Linked DNA regions of Homo sapiens: region 2 is linked to region 1. Evidence: chromatin loops called from intact Hi-C (ENCODE). Cell type or tissue: heart right ventricle. All regions are shown on one strand. Links, peaks and the distances in the headings refer to the core of each region. The heading gives the core; the rest is flanking DNA. Region 1 has its middle 82 kb from the start of TFRC. Region 2 overlaps LOC124906253 (keratinocyte proline-rich protein-like).

Region 1 (8,203 bases), core at 204-8,203:
GAGCTTCCATCCACGGAACCTCACCATGGATACGCTTGTGATCAAGGGCCTGGTCTCCCCTCAAGACACGGTCACAGATCAGAGGCCACACCATCCTAGCAGTGGAGCAGGACCAGCTGGGACAGGGTCCTTCTGTGACACCTGCTGCATCACCAGGCTGGGTGAACGGACACAATTGCCAGAACTCACAGAATAGAAGTATCAGCACCGAAACCTCACAGGAAAAATGGTAAGTTCTAAGTTTCTCCATTAATAGTAACTCTCAGATTAATCTCTGTCATCCATCGCTTCTCCAAGAAATGACTTTTTAGGGTGACGTGCCAGGCGCCATGTTGGAGGGCTGGTGGTAGCGGCTTGGGGAGGTGCTCACTCTGTCGGTCTCACTCTCTCACACGCTTCCCCTGGCTCCCTTCGTTCCCCCCCACCCCACTTGGCCTGCGTGCTGGAGGGTGTGCGAGGGAGTGGGAGGACGTCGGGGGGTGGGGGGAGGCGTTCCGGTCCCCAAGAGACCCGCGGAGGGAGGCGGAGGCTGTGAGGGACTCCGGGAAGCCATGGACGTCGACAGGCTCCAGGAGGCACTGGAAGATTTTGAGAAGAGGCGAAAAAGAAAGTCTGTCCTGTCCTGGATCAGCTCCTTTGTCATGTAGCCAAGACTGGAGAAACAGATTCCGTGGTCCCAATTTAAAGGCTATTTTATTTTCAAACTGGAGAAAGTGATGGATGATTTCAGAACTTCAGCTCCTGTGCCAAGAGGTCCTCCCAACCCTAATGTCGAATATATTCCCTTTGATGCAACAAAGGGAAGAATACTGAAAACTGTCACTGGATTTAACCGTATCCCTTTTACTATTCAGCGACTATTGAATTGTTAACAGATCCAAGGAGAAACTATACAGGAACAGACAAATTTCTCAGAGGAGTAGAAAAGAACGTGATGGTTGTTAGCTGTGTTTATCCTTCTTCAGAGAAAAACAATTCCAATAGTTTAAATCGAATGAATGGTGTGATGTTTCCTGGAAATGCACCAAGCTATACTGAGAGGTCTAATATAAATGGGCCTGGGACACCCAGGCCACGTAATCGACCAAAGGTTTCTCTGTCAGCCCCCATGACAACAAATGGGTGGCCTGATAGCACAGACAGCAAAGAGGCAAATTTGCAGCAAAATGAAGAGAAAACTCACAGTGACTCTTCGACATCTGAATCAGAAGTTTCCTCAGTGAGCCCTTTGAGAAATAAACATCCAGATGAAGATGCTGTGGAAGCTGAGGGGCATGAGGTAAAAAGACTCAGGTTTGACAAAAAGGCGAAGTCGGAGAAATAGCCAGTCAAGCGACTTGCAGCGAAATTTCTTCAGTTGTGGTAGAAGAAACAGAAGCATCACCTTCATCCCATGATAAAGACAAAGAAAGCCGTGGTACCCGGCAGCGCGTTCAGAAGAGGATGAAGAAGATGAAGAGGAAGAAGAAGGGATTGAGAGACCATCTGTAAAAGGGAGGAGTAAGGAGATCCTCAAATTCTTGCATTCATTGTTTTCGTGAAAGAACTGTACATCATGGAACTCCTTGTAATGCCGACGCTGGGCTTTTCTCCCACCTGTATGCAGTTGCTGCTGAATTTCAGGGGATGTGATTTGAACTACAGAACATCAGAATTCATGAAACTTAACTGTGGAGGTATTTTGAAAATAAAATTTAAGTACAACAACATTTGCTTAGTTTTAGAGTCTTTTATGACATCAAGAGAAATGATCCCAGAAAGAAATAAACAAGAAAAAGAATCTGATGATGCCTCAACTGTGAATGAAGAGACTTCTGAGGAAAATAATGAAATGGAGGAATCTGATGTGTCTCAAGCTGAGAAAGATTTACTACATTCTGAAGGTAGTGAAAACGAAGGCCCTGAAAGTAGTGGTTCTTCTGACTGCCGTGAAACAGAAGAATTAGTAGGATCCAATTCCAGTAAAACTGGAGAGATTCTTTCAGAATCATCCATGGAAAATGATGACGAAGCCACAGAAGTCACCGATGAACCAATGGAACAAGACTATTTAGAAACATTTACATGCAGTATTTTACACACAGTTCTGGTTTTAACACCGTATAAAACTTTTATGTTAAAACGCGCACCTTTAGTTTTACAAGAAAAGCAGGTTGTAAAATAAAGTACTTTATGGATAATTCCTGAAAGAGTTGTCCATGTAAGAACTGTGAATATCAGCTCCTCTGGGTCCTGCTTACGTTACCACTGATTTCTTTCTTTCTTTCTTTCTTTCTTTCTTTTTTTGGTCTGGGCAAATCAGTGGTTTGTATATAGATTTTTTTTAAAAATTTAGGATTAAAGTTTTTAAACTGGAAAGTAATTATAATTTTGAACAGTTTTTTGAGATTATCACATTTAGTTTATACATATGCAAGAAGCTTTTTGTCTTGTGTCTTTCTGATAGCTCTAGCAGTTTTCATATTTTGGTCATAGTTTCAACATTTTAACATGTGAATAATAGGGTTTCATGCTGGTTTCCAGATTGTATTGTTCGGCTACATACAATGGAACCTTAAGTTGTGTATATATATATATATTATTCTAAGGGGGAAAATGTTATATTTTTCTGTTTGTATAAGAGATGAATACAGTGGATACTTTTTCTATTGGTAATGACTGAGTTCACCTCTTTCAGAAGACATTTTCTTTCTCTTCTGAGTAACTGAAATAAAATCTGGCCTTTGTGAAACCCTGGAAATACCACGACCCTCAACTAGAAACACCAATACCAGCTCCTCCGTGAGTTCCCAGCTCCACAACCTAAGACATCAGAGGCAGCATTGGTTCCTCACGTAGATTCCAGCTCCGGGACCCCCATATTTGAACCGCAAGACCATCTCATCCCTGGATCTCCAGCTGCACCACACTCAAATTAGAACAACATCAGCTCCTCCCCAGGTCTCCACCTGCACAGCCCTCAAACGGGAACGTCAGCTCCTCCCCGGGTCTCCAGCTGCAGGGCCCTAAAACTAGAACATCAGCTCCCGCCTGGGTCGCTAGCTGCACCACCCTCAAACTGGAACATCAGATCCCCATGGGTCTCCAGCTGCAGGGCCCTCAAACTGGAACATCAGCTCCCCACCAGATCTCCAGCTGCATGGACCTCAAACTGGAACATCAGCAACCCGCCGGGTCTCCAGCTGCACTGCCTGCAAACTGGAACATGAGCTCCCTGCCGGGTCTCCAGCTGCTTGGCCCTCAAACTGGAGCATCAGCTCCCCACCAGATCTCCAGGTGCATGGCCCTCAAACTGGAATATCAGTTCCACCCTGGGGCTCCAGGTGCACAGCCCTCAACCTGCAACATCAGCTCTCCACTGGGACTCCAGATGCACGGCCCTCAAACTGGAACATCAGCTCCCTGCCGGGTCTCCAGATGCACGGCCTGCAAACTGGAACATCAGCTCCCGTCAGGTCTCCAGCTGCACGGCCCTCAAACTGGAATATCAGCTCCACCCCGGGGCTCCAGGTGCACAGCCCTCAAACTGCAACATCAGCTCTCAGCCAGGTACCCAGCTGCATGGCCCTCAAACTGCAACATCAGTTCCCCCCCGGGTCTCCAGCTTCACGGCCCTCAAACTGGAACATCAGCTCCCCAACCAGGTCTCCAGCTCCACGGCCCTCAACCTGCAACATCAGCTCCCCACCAGATCTCCAGATGCACGGCCCTCAAACTGGAACATCGGCTCCCCACAGGGTCTCCAGCTGCATGGACTTAAACTGGAACATCAGCTCCCAGGCCCTCAAACAGGAACATCAGCTCCCAGGCCCTCAAACAGGAACATCAGCTCCCCACAGGGTCTCCAGCTGCATGGCCCTCAAATTGCAACATCAGTTCCCCGCTGGGTCTCCAGCTGCACCGCTTCAAACTGCAACATCAGTTCCCCCCTGGGTCTCCAGCTGCACCACTTCAAACTGCAACATCAGCTCCCCGCTGGGTCTCCAGCAGCATGGCCCTCAACCTGGAACATCAGCTCCCCCGAACCCGGGTCTCCAGCTCCACAGCCCTCAACCTGGAACATCAGCTCCCCCCAACCCGGGTCTCCAGCTCCACGGCCCTCAAACTGGAACATCAGCTCCCTGCCGGGTATCCAGTTGCACGGCCCTCAAACTGGAACATCAGCTCCCCACCAGGTCTCCAGCTGCACGGCCCTCACACTGGAACATCAGCTCCCCACCAGATCTCCAGCTGCACGGCTCTCAAACAGGAACATCAGCTCCCCACAGGGTCTCCAGCTGCACGGCCCTCAAACTGCAACATCGGTTCCCCCCTGGGTCTCCAGCTACACCGCGTCAACCTGGAACTTCAGCTCCCCCCCGGGTCTCCAGCTCCATGGCCCTCAACCTGCAACACTGGCTCCCCACCGGGTCTCCAGATGCACAGCCCTCAAACTGGAACATCAACTCCCCACCGGGTATACAGCTGCATGGCCTTAAACTGGAACATCAGCTCCCTGCCCAGGTCTCCACATGCACAGCCCTCAAACTGGAACATCAGCTCCCCGCCAGGTCTCCAGGAGCACGGACCTCAAACTGGAACATCAGCTCCCTGCCAGGTCACCAGCTGCATGGCCCTCAAACTGGGACATCACCTCCCCACGAGGTCTCCAGCTGCATGGCCCTCAAATTGCAACATCAGCTCCCATCAGAGTCTCCAGCTGCATGGCCATCAAACTGGAACATCAGCTCCCCGGCCCTCAAACCGGAACATCAGCTCCCCGCCGGATCTCCAGCTGCACAGCCGTCAACATCAGCTCCTCCCCGAGTCCTCAGCTGCACGACCCTCAAGTTAGAACATCAGCTTCTCCCCAAGTCTTCAGCTGCGTGACCCTCAATCTAGAACATCAGTTCTTCTCTGGGTCTGCAGCTGCAAGACCCTGAAACTACATCAGCTTCTCTCCAGTTCTGCAGCTGCAAGACCCTCAAACTACAACATCAGCTTCCCTCCAGGTCTCCAGTTCCATGACCCTAAATCTAGAACATCAGCTCCTTCCTGAGTCTCCAACTGAAAGACCCTCAAAGCGAACAACATCAGTTCCTCCCCGAGTCTTCAGCTGCACGACACTCAATCTACAACATCAGCTCCTGTCTGGTTCTCCAGCTGCACGACCCTCAAACTACAACCTCAGCTCTTCCCCGAGTCTTCTGCTGCATGACCCTCAATCTAGAACATAAGCTCCTCTCTGGGTGTCCACCTGTAGGGACCTCAAATTAGAACGTCAGCTCCTCCCAGAGTCTTCAGCTGCATGACCCTCAATCTTTAACATCAGCTCCTCTCCAGGTCTGCAGCTCCATGACCCTAAAAATACATGAGCAGCTCCTCCCTGAATCTTCAGCTGTACGACCCTCAAACTACAACATCAGCTCCTGTCTGCACCTCCAGCTGCAGAGCCCTCAAACTAGAATATCAGCTCCTCCCCGAGTCTTCAGCTGCACGACCCTCAAACTAGAACATCAGCTCCTGTACAGATTTCCAACTGTAGGGCCCTCAAACTAGAACATCAGCTCCTCCCCGAGTCGGCAGCTGCAAGACCCTCAAATTACCAACTCAGCTCCTCCCGGAGTCTTCAGCTGCATGACCCTCAATCTCGAACATCAGATACTCTCTGGGTCTGCAGCTGTAGGGCCCTCAATCTAGAACATCAGCTCCTCCCGAGTCTTCAGCTGCATGACTCTCAAACTAGAACCTCAGCTCCTCCCCGAGTCTTCAGCTGCACGACCCTTAATCTAGAACCTCAGCTCCTCCCGAGTCTTCAGCTGCACGACCCTCAATCTAGAACATCAGCTCCTCTCCAGGTTTGCAGAAGACCCTCAAACTAGAACATCAGCTTCTCCCTGAGTCTTCACCTGCATGACCCTCAATCTAGAACATCAGCTCCTCTGCAGGTTTGCAGCTGCAAGACCCTCAAACTACAACATCAGCTCCTCTCCAGGTCTGCAGCTGCAAGACCCTCAAACTGGAACATCAGCTCCTCTCCAGGTCTGCAGCTGCAAGACCCTCAAACTAGAACATCAGCTCCTCCCTGAGTCTTCACCTGCATGACCCTCAATCTAGAACATCAGCTCCTCTCCAGGTCTGCAGCTGCAAGACCTTCAAACTAGAACATCAGCTCCTCTCCAGGTCTGCAGCTGCAAGACCCTCAAACTAGAACATCAGCTCCTGCCCGAGTCTTCAGCAGCATGACCCTCAATCTAGAACATCAGCTCCTCTCTGGATCTGCAGCTGCAAGACCCTGAAACTAGAACATCATCTTCTCTCCAGGTCTCCAGTTCCGTGACTCTAAATCTAGAACATCAGCTCCTCCCTGAGTCTCCAACTGAAAGACCCTCAACGCGAAAAACATCATCTCCTCCCCAAGTCTGCAGCTGCAAGACCCTCAAACTAGAACATCAGCTCCTCCCCAGGTCTGCAGCTGCACGACCCTCAATCTAGAACATCAGCTCCACCCCAGGTCTTCAGCTGCACGACCCTCAAACTAGAACATCAGCTCCTCCCTGGGTCTGCAGCTGGAAGATCCACTAACTAGAACATCAACTCCTGTCTGGGTCTCCAGCTCCATGACCCTCAATCAAGATTATCAGCTCCTCCCTGAATCACCAGCTGAAAGACCCTCAATGTGAACAACATCAGCTCCTCCCCGAGTCCTCAACTGCACCACCCTCAAACTACAACACCAGCTCCTCCCCGAGTCTTCAGCTGCAGGACCCTCAATCTAGAACATCAGCTCCTCCCCGAGTCTTCAGCTGCACGACCCTCAATCTAGAACATCAGCTCCTCTCCGCGTCTGCAGCTAGAAGATCCACTAACTAGAACATTAGCTCCTGTCCAGGTCTCCAGCTCCATGACCCTCAATCAAGATTATCAGCTCCTCCCTGAGTCTCTAGCTGAAAGGCTCTCAATGCAAACAACATTAGCTCCTCCCCAAGTCCTCAACAGTGCGACCCTCAAACTAGACCATCAGCTCCTCCCCGAGTCTTCAGCTGCACGACCCTCAATCTAGAACATCAGCTCCTCTCCAGGTCTGCAGCTGCAAGAACCTAAAAGTAGAACATCACCTACTCCCTGGGTCTGCAGCTGGAAGATCCACTAACTAGAACATCAGCTCCTGTCCGGGTCTCCAGCTCCATGACCCTCAATCAAGATTATCAGCTCCTCCCTGAATCTCCACCTGAAAGACCCTCAACGAGAACAACATCAGCTCCTCCCTGAGTCCTCAACTGCATGACCCTCAAACTACAATATGAGCTCCTCGCCGAGTCTTCAGCTGCACGACCCTCAATCTAGAACATCAGCTCCTCTCCGTGTCTGCAGCTAGAAGATCCACTAACTAGCACATTAGCTCCTGTCCGGGTCTCCAGCTCCATGACCCACAGTCAAGATTATCAGCTCCTCCCTGAGTCTCCAGCTGAAAGACTCTCAACGCAAACAACATTAGCTCCTCCCCGAGTCTTCAACAGCGCGACCCTCAAACTACAACTTCAGCTCCTCCCCGAGTTCAGCTGCACGACCCTCAATCTAGAACATCAGCTCCTCTCCGCGTCTGCAGCTGCAAGAACCTAAGAGTAGAACATCAGCTCCTCCCCGAGTCTCCACCTGAAAGACCCTCAATGAGAACAACATCAGCTCCTCCCCGAGTCCTCCACTGCATGACCCTAAAACTACAACATCAGCTCCTCGCCGAGTCTTCAGCTACATGACCCTCAATCTAGAACATCAGCTCCTCTCCAGGTCTGCAGCTGCAAGAACATAAAAGTAGAACATCATCTCCTCCCTGGGTCTGCAACTGGAAGATCCACTAACTAGAATATCAGCTCCTGTCCGGGACTCCAGCTCCATGACCCTCAGTCAAGATTATCAGCTCCTCCCTGAGTCTCCACCTGAAAGACCCTCAATGCGAACAACATCAGCTCCTCCCTGAGTCTTCAGCTGCACGACCCTCAATCTAGAACATCAGCTCCTCCCTGAGTCTTCAGCTGCAACAATCTAAAACTAGAACATGAGCTCCTCCCTGAGTCTCCAGCTGAAAGACCCTCAACGTGAACATCAGCTCCTCCCCGAGTCCTCAACAGCGCGACCCTCAAACTACAACATCAGCTCCTCCCCGAGTCTTCAGCTGCATGACCCTCAATCTAGAACATCAGCTCCTCTCCGGGTCTGCAGC
Region 2 (8,536 bases), core at 537-8,536, 57 kb before region 1:
ACTTCTGAGGAAAATAATGAAATGGAGGAATCTGATGTGTCTCAAGCTGAGAAAGATTTACTACATTCTGAAGGTAGTGAAAACGAAGGCCCTGAAAGTAGTGGTTCTTCTGACTGCCGTGAAACAGAAGAATTAGTAGGATCCAATTCCAGTAAAACTGGAGAGATTCTTTCAGAATCATCCATGGAAAATGATGACGAAGCCACAGAAGTCACCGATGAACCACTGGAACAAGACTATTTAGAAACATATACATGCAGTATTTTACACACAGTTCTGGTTTTAACACTGTGTAAAACTTTTATGTAAAAACGTGCACCTTTAGTTTTACAAGAAAAGCAGGTTGTAAAATAAAGTACTTTATGGATAATTCCTGAAAGAGTTGTCCATGTAAGAACTGTGAATATCAGCTCCTCTGGGTCCTGCTTACCTTACCGCTGATTTCTCTTTCTTTCTTTCTTTCTTTTTTTGGTCTGGGCAAATCAGTGGTTTGTATATAGAAGTTTTTTTTTTAATTTAGGACTGAAGTCTTTAAACTGGAAAGTAATTATAATTTTGAACAGTTTTTTGAGATTATCACATTTAGTTTATACATATGCAAGAAGCTTTTTGTCTTGTGTCTTTCTGATAGCTCTAGCAGTTTTCATATTTTGGTCATAGTTTCAACATTTTAACATGTGAATAATAGAGTTTCATGCTGGTTTCCAGATTGTATTGTTCGGCTACATACAATAGAACCTTAAGTTTTATATATATGTATATATTATTCTAAGGGGGAAAATGTTATATTTTTCTGTTGGTATAAGAGATAAATACAGTGGATACTTTTTCTATTGGTAATGATTGAATTCACCTCTTTCAGAAGACATTTTCTTTCTCTTCTGAGTAACTGAAATAAAATCTGGCCTTTGTGAAACCCTGGAAATACCACAACCCTCAACTAGAAACACCAATACCAGCTCCTCCGCGAGTTTCCAGCTCCACAACCTAAGACATCAGAGGCAGCATTGGTTCCTCACGTAGAGTCCAGCTCCGGGACCCTCATATTTGAACCGCAGGGCCATCTCATCCCTGGATCTCCAGCTGCACCACACTCAAATTAGAACAACATCAGTTCCTCCCCAGGTCTCCACCTGCACAGCCCTCGAAAGGGAACATCAGCTCCTCCCCGGGTCTCCAGCTGTAGGTCCCTAAAACTAGAACATCAGCTCCCGCCTGGGTCGCCAGCAGCACCACCCTCAAACTGGAACATCAGATCCCCATGGGTCTCCAGCTGCAGGGCCCTCAAACTGGAACATCAGCTCCCCCACCAGATCTCCAGCTGCACGGACCTCAAACTGGAACATCAGCTCCCCGCCGGGTCTCCAGGTGCACTGCCTGCAAACTGGAACATGAGCTCCCTGCCGGGTCCCCAGCTGCATGGCCCTCAAACTGGAACATCAGCTCCCCACCAGATCGCCAGCTGCACGACCCTCAAACTGGAATATCAGCTCCACCCCGGGGCTCCAGGTGCACAGCCCTCAACTTGCAACATCAGCTCCCCACCGGGTCTCCAGCTGCACGGCTCTCAAACAGGAACATCTGCTCCCCACAGGGTCTCCAGCTGCACGGCTCTCAAACAGGAACATCAGCTCCCCACAGGGTCTCCAGCTGCACGGTCCTCAACCTGCAACACTGGCTCCCCACCAGGTCTCCAGATGCACGGCCCTCAAACTGCAACATCAGTTCCCCCCGGGTCTCCAGCTACACCGCGTCAACCTGGAACATCAGCTCCCCGCCGGGTCTCCAGCTCCACGGCCCTCAAACTGCAACACTGGCTCCTCACCGGGTCTCCAGATGCACGGCCCTCAAACTGGAACATCAACTCCCCACCGGGTATACAGCTGCATGGCCTTAAACTGGAACATTAGCTCCCCGCCCAGGTCTCCAGATGCACGGCCCTCAAACTGGAACATCAGTTCCCCGCCAGGTCTCCAGCTGCACGGCCCTCAAACTGGAACATCAGCTTCCCGCCGGGTCTCCAGGTGCACGGCCCTCAAACTGCAACATCAGCTCCCTGCTGGGTATCCAGCTGCACAGCCCTCAAACTGGAACATCAGCTCCCCGCCAGGTCTCCAGGTGCACGGCCCTCAAATTGGAACATCAGCTCCCCGCTAGGTCTCCAGGAGCACGGGCCTCAAACTGGAACATCAGCTCCCTGCCAGGTCACCAGCTGCATGGCCCTCAAACTGGAACATCACCTCCCCGCCAGGTCTCCAGCTGCATGGCCCTCAAATTGCAACATCAGCTCCCATCAGAGTCTCCAGCTGCATGGCCATCAAACTGGAACATCAGCTCCCCCGCGGGTCTCCAGCTGCACAGACCTCAAACTTGGACATCAGCTCCCCGCCGGGTCATCAACTGCACGGCCCTCAAACTGGAACATCAGCTCCACCCTTGGGTCTCCAGCAGCACGGCCCTACAACTGGACCATCAGCTTCCCCCCGGGTCTCCAGCTGCACAGCCCTACAACCGGAACATCAGCTCCCTGCCGGGTCTCCAGCTGCACAGCCCTCAAACTGGAACATCAGATCCCCACTGGGTTCAAACTATTCCAGTTTGAGGGCCGTGCAGCTGGAGACCCGGCGGGGAGCTGATGTTCCAGTCTGAGGGCCGTGCAGCTGGAGACCTGGTGGGGAGCTGAAGTTCCAGTCTGAGGGCCATGCAGCTGGATACCCGGTGGGGAGCTGAAGTTCCAGTTTGAGGGCCGTGAAGCTGGAGACCCGGTGGGGAGCTGAAGTTCCAGTTTGAGGGCCGTGCAGCTGGAGACCCGGCGGGGAGCTGATGTTCCAGTCTGAGGGCCGTGCCGCTGGATACCCGGTGGGGAGCTGAAGTTCCAGTCTGAGGGCCGTGCAGCTGGATACCCGGTGGGGAGCTGAAGTTCCAGTTTGAGGGCCGTGAAGCTGGAGACCCGGTGGGGAGCTGAAGTTCCAGTTTGAGGGCCGTGAAGCTGGAGACCCGGTGGGGAGCTGATGTTCCAGTTTGAGGGCCGCGCAGCTGGAGACTCGGGGGTAGCCGATGTTGCAGTTTGAGGGCCGTGCAGCTGGAGACCCGGGTGGGAACCAATGTTCCAGTTTGGGAGCCATGCAGCTGGAGGCACTGCGGGGAGCAGATGTTCCAGTTTGATGTTCCTCCCTGGGTCTCCAGGTGCACGGCCATCAAACTGGAACATCAGCTCCCCGGCCCTCAAACCAGAACATCAGCTCCCCGCCGGATCTCCACCTGCACAGCCGTCAACATCAGCTCCTCCCCGAGTCCTCAGCTGCACGACCCTCAAGTTAGAACATCAGCTTCTCCCCAAGTCTTCAGCTGCGTGACCCTCAATCTAGAACATCAGTTCCTCTCCGGGTCTGCAGCTGCAAGACCCTCAATCTAGAACGTCAGCTCCTCCCTGAGTCTCCAGCTGAAAGACCCTCAAAACAAACAACATCAGCTCCTCCCCGAGTCTTCAGCTGCACGACGCTCAATCTACAACATCAGCTCCTGTCTGGTTCTCCAGCTGCACGACCCTCAAACTACAACCTCAGCTCTTCCCCGAGTCTTCTGCTGTATGACCCTCATCTAGAACATAAGCTCCTCTCTGGGTGTCCACCTGTAGGGAACTCAAATTAGAACGTCAGCTCCTCCCAGAGTCTTCAGCTGCATGACCCTCAATCTTTAACATCAGCTCCTCTCCGGGTCTGCAGCTCCATGACCCTAAAAATACATCAGCAGCTCCTCCCTGAATCTTCAGCTGTACGACCCTCAAACTACAACATCAGCTCCTGTCTGCATCTCTAGCTGCACGGCCCTCAAACTAGAATATCAGCTCCTCCCCGAGTCTTCACCTGCACGACCCTCAAACTAGAACATCAGCTCCTGTACAGATTTCCAACTGTAGGGCCCTCAAACTAGAACATCAGCTCCTCCCCAAGTCAGCAGCTGCAAGACCCTCAAATTACCACCTTAGCTCCTCCTGGAGTCTTCAGCTGCACGACCCTCAATCTCGAAGATCAGATACTCTCCGGGTCTTCAGCTGTAGGGCCCTCAAACTATAACATCAGCTCCTCTCTGAGTATTCAGCTGCACGACCCTCAATCTCGAACATCAACTCCTCTTCAGGTGTGCAGCTGTAGGGCCCTCAATCTAGAACATCAGCTCCTCCCTGAGCCTTCTGCTGCATGACCCTCAAACTAGAATCTCAGCTCCTCCCGAGTCTTCAGCTGCATGACCCTCAAACTAGAACCTCAGCTCCTCCCTGAGTCTTCAGCTGCATGACCCTTAATCTAGAACATCAGCTCCTCCCCGAGTCTTCAGCTGCATGACCCTCAATCTAGAACATCAGCTCCTCTCCAGGTTTGCAGCTGCAAGACCCTCAAACTAGAACATCAGCTCCTCTCCAGGTCTGCAGCTGCAAGACCCTCAAACTAGAACATCAGTTCTCCTACAGTTCTGCAGCTGCAAGACCCTCCATGTAGAACATCAGCTCCTCACCGAGTCTTCACCTGCATGACCCTCAAACTAGAACATCAGCTCCTCTCCACGTCTCCAGCTGCATGACCCTCAAAGTAGAACATCAGCTCCTCTCCGGCTCTGCAGCTCCAAGATCCTCAAACTAGAACATCAGCTCCTCTCCAGGTCTGCAGCTGCAAGACCATCAATCTAGAACATCAGCTCCTCTCCAAGTGTGCAGCTGCACGAGTCTCAATCTAGAACATTGGCTCCTCTCCAGGTGTACAGCTGCACGACTCTCAATCTAGAACATCAGCTCCTCTCCAGGTCTGCAGCTACAAGAACCTCAAACTAGAACATCAGCTCCTCTCCAGGTCTCCAGCTGCATGACCCTCAAACTAGAACATCAGCTCCTCTCCGGGTCTGCAGCTCCACGACCCTCAATCTAGAACATCAGCTCCTCCCCGGGTCTTCAGCTGCACGACCCTCAAACTAGAACATCAGCTCCTCCCTGGGTCTGCAGCTGGAAGATCCACTAACTAGAACATCAAATCCTGTCTGGGTCTCCAGCTCCATGACCCTCAATCAAGATTATCAGCTCCTCCCTGAGTCCCCAGCTGAAAGACCCTCAACGCGAACAACATCAGCTCCTCCTGAAGTCCTCAACTGCATGACCCTCAAACTACAACATCAGCTCCTCCCCGAGTCTTCAGCTGCATGACCCTCTATCTAGAACATCAGCTCCTCTCCAGGTCTGCAGCTGCAAGAACCTAAAATTAGAACATCAGCTCCTCTCTGGGTCTGCAGCTGGAAGATCCACTAGCTAGAACATCAGCTCCTGTCCGGGTCTCCAGCTCCGTGAACCTCAATCAAGATTGTCAGCTCCTCCCTGAGTCTCCAGCTGAAAGACCCTCAACGCGAACAACATCAGCTCCTCCCGAAGTCCTCAACTGCATGACCCTCCAACTACAACATCAGCTCCACCCCGAGTCTTCAGCTGCAGGACCCTCAATCTAGAACATCAGCTCCTCTACAGGTCTGCAGCTGCACGACCCTCAATCTAGAACATCAGCTCCTCTACAGGTCTGCAGTTGCAAGACCCTCAAATGAGAACATCAGCTCCTCTCCGGATCTGCAGCTGCTAGACACTCAAACTAGAACATCAACTTCTGTCCAGGTCTCCAGTTCCGTGACCCTAAATCTAGAACATCAGCTCCTCCCTGAGTCTCCAACTGAAAGACCCTCAATGCGAACAACTAAAGCTCCTCCCCAAGTCTTCAGCTGCACGACCCTCAATCTAGAACATCAGCTCCTCTACAGGTCTGCAGCTGCAAGATCCTCAAACTAGAACATCAGCTCCTCCCCGAGTCTTCAGCTGCATGACCCTCAATCTAGAACATCAGCTCCTCTCCGGGTCTGCAGCTGCAAGAACCTAAAACTAGAACATTACCTTCTCTCCAGGGCTCCAGTTCTATGACCCTAATTCTAGAACATCAGCTCCTCCCTGAGTCTCCAACTGAAAGACCCTCAACGCGAACAACATCAGCTCCTCCCCAAGTCTTCAGCTGCAAGACCCTCAAACTAGAACATCAGCTCCTCTACAGGTCTTCAGCTGCACGACCCTCAAACTAGAACATCAGCTCCTCCCCGGGTCTGCAGGTGCAAGACCCTCAATCTAGAACATCAGCTCCTCTCCGGGTCTGCAGCTGGGAGACCCTCAATCTAGAACATCAGCTCCTCTCCGGGTCTGCAGCTGCATGACCCTCAATCTAGAACATCAGCTCCTCTCCAGGTCTGCACCTGGGAGACCCTCAAACTAGAACATCAGCTCCTCCCCGGGTCTGCAGGTGCACGAACCTCAATCTAGAACATCAGCTCCTCTCCGGGTCTGCAGCTGCATGACACTCAATCTAGAACATCAGCTCCTCCCCGAGTCTGCAGGTGCACGACCCTCAATCTAGAACATCAGCTCCTCTCCGGGTCTGCAGCTGCATGACCCTCAATCTAGAACATCAGCACCTCTCCGGGTCTGCAGCTGCATGACCCTCAATCTAGAACATCAGCTCCTCTCCGGGTCTGCAGCTGCATGACCCTCAATCTAGAACATCAGCTCCTCTCCAGGTCTGCAGCTGGGAGACCCTCAAACTAGAACATCAGCTCCTCCCCGGGTCTGCAGGTGCACGACCCTCAATCTAGAACATCAGCTCCTCTCCAGGTCTGCAGCTGCACGACCCTCAATCTAGAACATCAGCTCCTCTCCAGGTCTGCAGCTGCATGACACTCAAACTACAACATCAGCTCCTCTCCGGGTCTGCAGCTGCATGACACTCAAACTAGAACATCAGCTCCTCCCCGGATCTGCAGCTGCAGGACCCTCAAGGTAGAATATCAGCTCTTCCCCGAGCTAAAACACCTCTCCCACCTGGATCTCCAGCTCCACGAGTCTCACAGAACAGCCACACTGGCTCCTTCATTGTCTTCAGCTCCACAACCTAAGACATCAGTGGGAGCACCGGCTCCTCCCTGGACCTCCAGCTCAACGAATCTCATAGACTTAAAAGGCAGCACCTGCTCCTCCCCAAGGCTCCATCTCCACCACCCTCAGATTTGAACAGCGGTAGCACCACCTCCTCTCCAGGTCTTCAGCCCCACGTCCCTCCCTGAACAATCCCTTCTCATGAAATTCAGCAGTCAAGAAATCTGCAGCGGAAGTAAATGAATAAATGTTTTGTTTTCAAATCGATACCTCTTTTATGTTCATGAGTTAACTTTTCTACTTTCCATTAGCCTTGCAATCTACTTATGTCCAATGTGAAACAGAAACACACCATTTGAAATCACGTTTAAAAACTTAGTAGTTTTTCAATAAAATCATCACACAGCTGTAGACACGATCTTATTTCTCTCTGCCTGTGCAGAAGTCTTATGAAAATTCAAACTATGAATTTACTTTGTTGAGATTCCCAGAATACACATTAATCCCAACTGTTACTCCCCTCCTTAAAATCTTTTAACACATTCCCATCACCTGAGCATAAATGCCAGCTCCCATCCACAGCCCAAAGTGCCCAGCACGGCCCTGCCCTCTGCCCTGGTCTATGGTCTCCCCTCTTAAATGCCAGCACCATCCACAGCCCACAGTGCCCAGCACGGCCCTGCCCTCTGCCCTGCCCTCTGCTGTGGCCTAAGGTCTCTCCCCTGTGCCATTCCCTTCCTGACGGACAGGCCTCTGTCCGTTCCTCAAACCACACAGGCTCAGGCCTGACTCCAGGCCTTTGCACTTCTGTGCCCTCTGCCTAGGGTGCCTTTCCCGGGCTCTGCATCCTCCTCTCAACCCGCTGAGCTCCAGCCTGCTGGTCGCCCCTCAGGTGGATGAACACACGGTGTCCTCTCGCCCCACCAGCTTTTGCACAGGCTCTTCTCTGTGCCAGACACACACCCTCTCTATCGGGGTTTACTCTCTAAATACCATTCATCCTTGGAGTCTCCACTGAAATATCGCTCCCTGCCCACCCCCCTCACTTGGACTTAACCTTGGTTAGGTTGCCAACCCCCGTCTCCTGACTCCGGGAAGCTAGATGCTCTCCTAGCACTCGGAACTTGCCCATCGCCACATTTGCACACCCCTGGTTACTGGGTTAGGTTGGCGCACAAGTCATCGCGGGTTTTGCCATTACTATTAATGAACGGCAGCAATGGCTCCTCCCCGTTTCTTTTTTTTTTTTTTTTTTGCCATTACTTTTAATGACTGCTGCACCAACCTATTAGAATCATTTATATTTATCCATCCATCATGTGTCTTCCCCTCTAGAAAGGAAGCTCCATGAGAATAGAGGCCAAATCTACTCAAATCACTCCACCTTCCCAGCACATTGTTTGTCAATAATCATTTACCAACTGACTGATAGAGAAATGCCTTCCCTGTTGCTGGGATGAGGCACATGACACGCCCCTTTGAAAGTCAATTCCATGGACAGTTAGCATTTGCTCTTCACTACTGCACCTGTGGCATGGCTGGGCTTAGGCTGATCTAGTCTGGCCTTGACTCCAGGCTAAGGATGGGAAC

The links. Hi-C counts contacts between places; a loop is a spot of excess contacts. Peaks named below come from ENCODE experiments on the same cell type or tissue, not always from the same donor. Only the 100,000 strongest peaks of a DNase experiment are listed, where the experiment ranks them.
Region 2: it touches region 1 in a loop (11-fold over the local background); 10 of 110 quality-filtered maps call a loop at or near these places.

Annotation. Positions count from the first base shown.
Region 1 is chr3:195,996,187-196,004,389 of GRCh38, forward strand. It overlaps the pseudogene LOC100131360. Among named protein-coding and RNA genes, the nearest start is that of TFRC, 82 kb to the right of the region's middle. In heart right ventricle, for the core only: no CTCF peak of the experiment used is centred there; a DNase peak (open chromatin) is centred at 4,577; H3K27me3 peaks cover 436 bases.
Region 2 is chr3:195,938,503-195,947,038 of GRCh38, forward strand. All of the region lies in intron 3 of LOC124906253 (keratinocyte proline-rich protein-like), which reads right to left. It also overlaps the pseudogene LOC124906254. Among named protein-coding and RNA genes, the nearest start is that of TNK2, 34 kb to the left of the region's middle. RefSeq lists enhancers at 1,424-2,094, 2,095-2,764. In heart right ventricle, for the core only: no CTCF peak of the experiment used is centred there; no DNase peak of the experiment used is centred there.